Linked DNA regions of Homo sapiens: region 2 is linked to region 1. The links are chromatin contacts, found by Hi-C or POLR2A ChIA-PET in ENCODE. All regions are on one chromosome and are shown on one strand. Each heading gives the region's core, a stretch centred on a gene start or an enhancer-like site at or near the end of the contact. The rest is flanking DNA. Distances are from core to core; before and after follow the strand shown.

The links. Hi-C counts contacts between places; a loop is a spot of excess contacts on that map. ChIA-PET counts read pairs that join two places held with the same protein, here RNA polymerase II (POLR2A). Pooled maps may share reads with other maps.
Region 2: a loop to region 1 is called in a map with no recorded cell type, with 5 times the contacts of the local background. The contact joins two enhancer-like sites. A Hi-C loop is called at or near these places in 1 of 37 single-sample maps with no recorded cell type and 3 of 50 pooled maps. POLR2A ChIA-PET finds 5 or more read pairs at or near these places in 1 of 52 experiments (activated CD4-positive, alpha-beta T cell).

Annotation. Positions count from the first base shown.
Region 1 is chr3:71,225,275-71,229,174 of GRCh38, forward strand. The region is part of intron 5 of FOXP1 (forkhead box P1); the gene reads right to left. Among named protein-coding and RNA genes, the nearest start is that of FOXP1-AS1, 63 kb to the right of the region's middle. RefSeq lists enhancers at 1,193-1,693, 2,887-3,900. Within about 2 kb of position 1,682, at least 19 of the 41 ENCODE cell types and tissues checked have a DNase peak (open chromatin) inside an H3K27ac peak, as active enhancers do.
Region 2 is chr3:71,562,458-71,566,613 of GRCh38, forward strand. All of the region lies in intron 2 of FOXP1 (forkhead box P1), which reads right to left. Among named protein-coding and RNA genes, the nearest start is that of FOXP1, 19 kb to the right of the region's middle. Within about 2 kb of position 2,059, at least 5 of the 41 ENCODE cell types and tissues checked have a DNase peak (open chromatin) inside an H3K27ac peak, as active enhancers do.

The sequences.
Region 1 (3,900 bases), core at 432-2,931:
CAATCTGATCAGCAGTGAGCTCTCTATTTAATACCTCTTACTTCATAAACTACTAGTGTAGCTCAATTCTCTGAACAACTGGAAAGGAAACAGAGCTGATAAGAGAATTAATACTTTCTTCCCAAATCACATCATCTAGGATAATAAAAGCATGTTAAACAAATAACTCTTAAAAGAAGTAGGAGAAAAACATTTTAACGTGAAGCTCTAAGCGATACTGATGTTTATAATTATGACGAGGAAGGAAAAAAATTTCTGAGCTGTCATAATTGCTAATGCTACGGATTTGTTCCCTGTAGAATTCTGTAAGATAAACAGAGATTTGCATATTTTGAAGGTATTTTGTCTGTCTGTTAAACACTCCTGTTACTGTAAAGATGTTTTTCCTTGCCAGAAATAGCTAGCGATTTTTCTCATCTCATTTCTAGTTCTCTGCCCACTTGCTTTCCCCTCCCTAGGTTTTGGGAGTTCTCCCTCAAATACTAATGGTGGAGGAAACAAATCTTTTGAACAGTGGAGACATGAACAGAAACCCAATCACATCTATGGAAAGGAGCTGGATATGAGGACATATTAGTGCAGAGGAAGAACGGGTGCAGCAAAGAGAGACTGGGCACGGGGGCCCAAGACGGACTGAGAAAAATCATGTCTTCAGATATTTAGGCAACACTGAGTTTCAGAGGGCTTACCAAAAAAAACTTTCACTTTCTAGAAACAAATGGTAGCTTTGCAAGCTGAGTGATGCCAAGTTTTAAACAGCCTGGTTCAGATTCAGGAGAGACAGGGGCAGAGAAAAAACTTCTGAGACACTACTTCTATTTTTACAGTCACTTTGCTTAGACATCAAGGGCATGGGCACTTTTTTGGCAGCCTGTGCTGCTGGACGCCTCTGAGGAAAAGAAGTTGAAATTACATCAATTGAATCTTCCCATTTCCTAGAGCTAACTCAAGTCCCTCTGGTTAGGAACTGGTGTGTCTTGCTTTGGCTCTTGAGGTCTGAAATGGTAACAATCTTGGGCTCTTTCTTGCAGGGGAGGCTGGGATTCTTCAAAGTACAGATCCTTGTTCTAAGCCTAGATGGATGAGGCTGACATCAGAGCATTGCCTTTTCAGTTTGGGCTACTTGCCTCAGGCCCAGATGTGACTCCTGCCAGCCTCACTGCTCAACTCCACCCGGCAGCCATCCTGAAAATGCCCGTCACCTATGCAAGAGCCTCTTCCAGGCACAAGTGATGGCAGGGTCTACTCTGGGGGTCCCTATTGCTTCCCGGGGTTCTCTCTCTCTCTCTCTCTCTCCTGTCTCTCTCCCTCTCACTCCCTCCCTACCCCCTTCTGCATCTCATTCTGGCTCAATCTCTTTCACTCTGTCTCACCCTGTCACACAGTCTCTTTCCCTTTCAGTTTGCCATCTTCCTCTTAGTATCCCTTTCTCTCTGCTTGTCATTTTCCTCTCGCAGTCTTGCTCTCCACCTCCATCTCACATCCTGTCTCGCTGAGTCTCTCTTTTGCTCACTCCCCGCACGCACTACCTTGCTCGTTCTCAGGCTCCCTGCAAGGGCACTAAGTGCGCTGTTCACCGGCCAAGAAGAGGGATCCTGTACAGTCACACTGGTCAGACTGGGGTAAGAGCCAAAGCACGCAGGATGTCAGACGGCAGCTGACAGTCCCCTCTGATGACAGGGCAGAGCGCACAGGACGACTCTGGTTTGGCTGTGGGTGGGGAGAGTCATTTTGGTCTTCGTGGTAATGGCGGTGCCGGGCCTCCTGGACCACATGAGAAGGCTGGTGCGGTTCTAGCGATGCAGTGGTTCTCACACTCTTAGTCATCCTTCCACTGACACACAGTGGCTCAGAGCCCACTGCAGTCCCCTGCTCTTGTCTAAGTCTGCCTTTACAGCCCCACAGGCACGCGACCATGGTGACATCGGGCAGCTTTTATGATCCTCATGTCTCCTCGGATCCCCTTCCCACACAACTCTAAGATTCGGAACACAAATAGCGTTTACGTGAAGACCACGACCACAGGGCATCAAAAATTACCGTGTCTTCCTATTGGAAGCAACAGAGCCCTCTGATATAATGAGTCTGTAAACATACACTTGTCAAAACAAATTGAAAACACTCTCCCGCCAAAGAAACCCCCCAGAAAACTATTAGTCAATTTGAAATTATTCTAAGGTCCAGCTTAGTCTAGAGCTTATCTAACGGTCTATTGAGTTCTCAGTAAGTCATGTGAAAGGAAGTCCTATGATAACATTTCCTGAGACTTCTAGACATTTGATTAAGGAGTTATAAATCTTACAGTCTGACTTGTCACAAGCAGAGTGAGATTACACCCAGGGCTGTCAAGATTAAGTAAACTTGTCTTGTTCTCTTACAGGTCTTTCTCAGCCTTATACCATAGATTAAAGATTTGTTTTGAGATTAAAAAATGGTTACCATCATGCTCAATGTTTTTAAAAAAAAAAAAAAACAGTCAAAGGAGTATAAAGTGACAATTTTCAATCTTCACATCCTGAAACGTATTTACCTGCTATTCATCGGCAAGATTTTAATAAGCAGTAAGTAAAGAGGAAGGAGGAGTGCCTTCTGGGCTAGTCCAAAACTGTTGCCAGATTAATTCATTACAGCTAAAATGAATAACTATATTAAATCGAAGAATGTGTATGACTATGCAGCTCCCGATCTTCCAGTAACCAATTCCAAGAATGTGGTGGAATCAAATCAATATCATGGTGGGGCGGGTGGGGGGCGGGGGAGGTGTCCAGAAACCTCTTTGCAGAAGCCCCTGTCAAATTATATTGCTAATTTTGAATTGACACATTATTCTAGGAATGACCAGCAGTTACCATCAGCAAACCTGTGGAGACTGAGGTTTGAATCCAACACATCACGGAAAGAGAGGATATTTAGGGAGTTCTAGGTCACTGGGATGCTTCCTCAGTTTAGTGACAAGAGATTTGGTACCTAAGTGGAGAACTTACTGTTTTCAATTCTCTATACGCACCGAAATTATTGGGTTAAATAAAGACATGACAAGCCATAAATCAACCTGCTTTTTTTTTTTTCCTGTGGAGTTTTTACTCAGGTGTACTCTAAATGTGCATTAAACTGCAGCTCCATTAAGCAGTTACAATGAAGGTAAAGGGCACAAGGCTAAACACCACAGGACCTTGTATGGATCTCATAGCTTTAATGGAATCAGGTTTTTAACAACTCTTTTTTCGTTAAATACAGTCAGTGTCAGGAAGATGCGTCCCACTCATAAAGCAGCGCAATGACAATGTACAGTGGCACTAACACAAGGACATAGTTCATCATGACATTTCCAGCAATTCCCAACTGATTAGGGTCATTATGTTGGAGGTCTGATTTATGTTGTCATTTCCTCTCACCGATCCTGCATCAATGAATCTTAATGAATTGGTAAATAAGGGTGAAGATTACACTCTATGACACTGAAACATTCCTCATTCTCAACACCCGAGATTTATGTAGCCAATTAGTGACTAACAGAGAAAATTGGCTGGCAGAAAAATAATATTCTTTATGGTACAAAATGGAAAAAGCTTTCTCGTTGAAGGGCAATGCCACAGCAAAAGTCCATAAAGTAGCTTGATATGTGGAAACACAAAAGATGTTTAAAATGTGCTCTAAGAGGGTTTCCTAGTAAAATGCTTTTACTGTTGGTTGTTTTTTTTTTTTTTGATGTCTCATTTTTTAAAGGTTATTGGTTTAATGAGCAGACCTGTATTTTATAAAGGGGGAAAGTTGGCCTTTTAAGGGGAAAGAGTTAAGTACACCCCTATATTATACAAATGCTAATGCTTTGTATTTACTGGGAGAATGGGAAAAATAAGCAAAGACGACACCAGTTTTTCCCCCAGTTTTAGCCGAGAT
Region 2 (4,156 bases), core at 809-3,308, 340 kb after region 1:
AGTATCTACTGAACTATGTGTTGGGCTGGATTCTTGACTAGGCACAATGAACTACTGCCTTTAACCAACAGAGTCATAAGCGCTAATATTATTGACCTTTCACTGAGGGCTTAGGATATGACAGACACTGGGCATCATGTGAATTATCCTTACAACAACCCAGACAGGTACCTATTATCAACAACAAAATCATTTTACAGAAGAGTAAACTGAGGCTAAGAAATTGACCCAAGGTCACCCAAATACTAAGGGACCACACTGAGGCTCAGTTCTATTTTGTCTGCTTCAGAGATGATACATGTCAGGAATAGAATAATTTGGTTTTTCTATTAGTGGAACTGGATCTTTCTTGGGTCTTACTCAAATAAGAAGTTGAGCAAAGACTTCTGGGCCCAACAGATACATAATCTGGACTTCCTGGGCCCATTCCTTTGTCTCTATTTTATTTGGTATTCCCTCCCACTCATGCAATCGCTCCCTGTTCTCATCCCTTCCTTTAAGAGCAATGGGAAGAGAAGCATTGTGCCCCTAGCAAGTGCCCTTCCAGGAAAATACAGAATGTGAGCCTGCTGAGGTTGGAGAGATGAATGAGGAGCCAGGCTGGCCATGCAAGGCAAAGTGGGAGCAAACTGCAGAGGGGTGTGTGTATGTGTATGTGTGTGACTGTGGCCAGGGAGTGGCTGGGGAGGAGCAAGCTGAAGGAAAAGGAACAACATCCTGGCTCAGTGGAGCCCTAGGGGAGAGATGCAAAAGCTCTGGCTACTCTATGGGGTGCAGTAGGTTGTTTCAGATGCTTTCTTACTAAAAGCAAGACATAGATGGGCATCTTGTACATATGACCCACTTCTGAGTTTAACAAAAAAGGGCACATGGAGAGGCCCCCTAGGATGGCAGACCAAGCTGGGCAAATTTTATTCAACTCAATGCATGTCTAAGGGCTCAGTGCATGCAAAGATCGGCAACTGGCTGAGAACAGAGTCACCTTACCTACCGCAAAGGCAAAGCAACTGTGGGTTCTCTCTAAATCCTTCAGGACAAAGAACCAAAGTAAGTCTTAAGGACAATGCTTTATTTAGATATAACCACCGGGCTGTGAGAATATTTAAACATTTGGAAAACTTTGTATTGTAGCCATGAAAATGTGGTATTCTAGTCTTGGGTCTTCAATATGTAAATTTTTCTACATTTCAGAATATGAGGATATATGTAACACAGTCTCAAACCCAGAGGAGACTTTGTAACTCTATAAACAGGGTGTGAATTCACTTATTAAAGATATTTTCCTTGCACCCAAGGTGGAACGTCAAAGACAATGTGACCAAATGACAACTGCAATCCTGTGCCACTCGACAAGTAAAACCGTGTTTTCAACACTGTCTCAAAAAATGAGGGCTTTCCTCTCTCTCACCTTTCCTAAGGAGCTGGGCAAGCTGGTGCCAAACTGCCGTATGACTTCATCTCTGAAATCTGAATGGCACGTGTGAATACCCACAGTATGCCAGATTATCAGTAAGGTGATAATGCTTGTATATTATACCTGCTTGGCACCATTTGAATGAGGTTCCCTCAGGCCACTTAAGGTTTCACTTCCTGTTACTTGCACCTGCACTAATTTCAGAAGCAAATAAAAAACCCAGCAAAACCGTATTTTAGGACCTTATTCAAAAGCAAACAGACAAAAACCAAAGCAAGTCAACACAAACCCCAAAACACAGCAATAAGGTAATTAACCTGATGTTCCAAAGCTCATGCCACATATACAAGGTAGGCTTCCTTCAGTTTTTTCGTAATCTTTGCAAAGTTCTCATCCGTTATCTGCCTTGGCTATTTAATGTGACTTTTAACCAATAACGATACAATAGTAATAATCAGAAAAGCTAACATATATAAAGCTCCTGTATTTGCCAGGCACCCTGTGTCACATTCCACATGGATTATCTCATTTAATCCACCGAACAAATTGATGAGGTAAGTTCTTTATTCTGTCCTTTTAAACCCACACAAACATACACACACATTTATGGAAGATCAAGGTAAATCAGAAAGGTTAATAAGCTTTGAGTCACCCAACAAGTGTTAAAAGTCTCTGGTTGGCCGACCTTGAGTCGCTGCCCGTAACTACCACGTTGCAGTGTGACTGACACACATGACCACATTGGATGAGGATTTGGTTACACCCTTGGCCAGTGATGCAGGCTGAGATTAGCAACACTCTTTATCCCTGGAGTTAAATGTCAATTACAGAGTTTTCTTAAAAATTATTTGTAAGTGGGAATTTATATTTCAGTGGACGGGCAGACAATCATTTTGGGGAAGTTATTTCCATAACATTTTTGGAGGATGGAAATTGAAAAGAGAAAGAAAATAAATCAAATCATTACAGGCAGTGGCTCAGGCCTGTAATCTCAGCACTTTGGGAGGCTGAGGTGGGTGGATCACCTGAGGTCAGGAGTTCAAGACCAGCCAGGCCAACATGCTGAAATTCCGTCTCTATTAAAAATACAAAAATTAGCAGGGCGTGGTGGTACACGCCTGTAGTCTCAGAGGCAGGAGAATCTCTTGAACCCGGGAGGCGAGGTTGCAGGGAGCCGAGATCGCACCACTGCACTCCAGCCTGGGCGACAGAGCAAGACTTTGTCTCAAAGAAAAAAGAAAAATGAAAGAAGTCAAATCATCCACTGAGGAGTTAGGGGCTATACAGATACCAATGTCTTCTGTCAATTTGTCCATAGTGGAGTGTTAGGGGTTAAAAAAAGGATGAGAAATGATGGCTTCACGGGCTTCAGACTACCAGACCACATTAACCCACGGGCAGGCCTTCTATAGGGATACCAGGCACACTGCAGCAGGAAGGCAACATTCCTTATTGGTACCTTTGAAACAGTACTTTATTGTTAGGATATTTTATTTTGGTTGTTACCAATTCGTTGTGTAAAACTCGTTGGGTAAGAGAGAGTCTCTGCTAAATACACATATTTGGTGGCAGTGATGGGGGGGGAGCTAAACAGACTCTTAATAAGAAATTCAAATCAAGAATTACTCAAGACGACACCTGCCTTCTGGCCTAATGGAAAAATCAATCTGTCAGGTCTTAATTAAGTGCTCAGGCTAGAAAGAAAAAGCGGCAGCTTATACTTGGTATAGTACCTAGTATATTTTCGGTAGTCAAAATGTAACTAAAAGCCGTATTTGTTGCAGAAATGGTAACTATGCATAAAGATGGCCCATTTGATCCTGGGCGGCCATCTATTTAGTAAATAAAAGGTTGAAGCAGATGAATCTCATAAGCTTGTTGACAAAGATCTCTACGCATAATGATGTTGGGTTTGGATGTTTAAATGATGTTTGTATTAGAATGCCCAACTGAGGATGTCCAAAAATAAGGTAGGGGGTAACGCTGGGTGATCACAGAGCAATACTTTCTGCCCCAGAAGTCATTTGGGGTCGATAAAGGAGTACATGAGAGAAGAGGTGAACAAATGAGATATAAATAAATCAACGAGTGAATCAGTCAATAAATGAACACAGATCCATGTGTTACTTCCACAATGGCCAAGGAAACAACCAATTCTCCACTCTATTGTGTATAATCTCCCAAAAGCGCACAGGTATATGAACATCCACATCTCTCACTGACCACCATGACAGCAGTTAAAGATTCTGCCCGAGCCGCTCCTCATGCACTCAGCACAGATGTGGCTGAATGTGCGTCTCACGGGGGTTATGATCACGGTAGGGAGTGACAGTTGGCAAATGTGAGGTCCCTCTTCCCAACCTGCAAAGCAGCACAGCCAGTTTATTCTCCAACTGCCCTGACAGAGGTGGGGAAATAGAGACATTGAAAACGGTGAGTGGATTACAAGTTAATAACTGGTTTGCAAATGGTGAGCTGTCCTGAGCCACATTCTCGTTCCCCAAGGAACTCAACACCAGACACCTTGCCAGGGAAAAATAATACAGACAGACTACGTAAACACATTCAAATCCCAAACCTGACTATAAAACCCTTGTGTAGTCTAATGTTTGACCCAACTAAAGTATCATTTCCAGTCCCTGTAGTGTGAAAATTAAGGTTGTTGTGAAAAGGCAATCCAACGGGCAATTTGGAAAATAGATAGGAATGCTCTGACGTTCAAAATCTATGACTGTGAGGGAG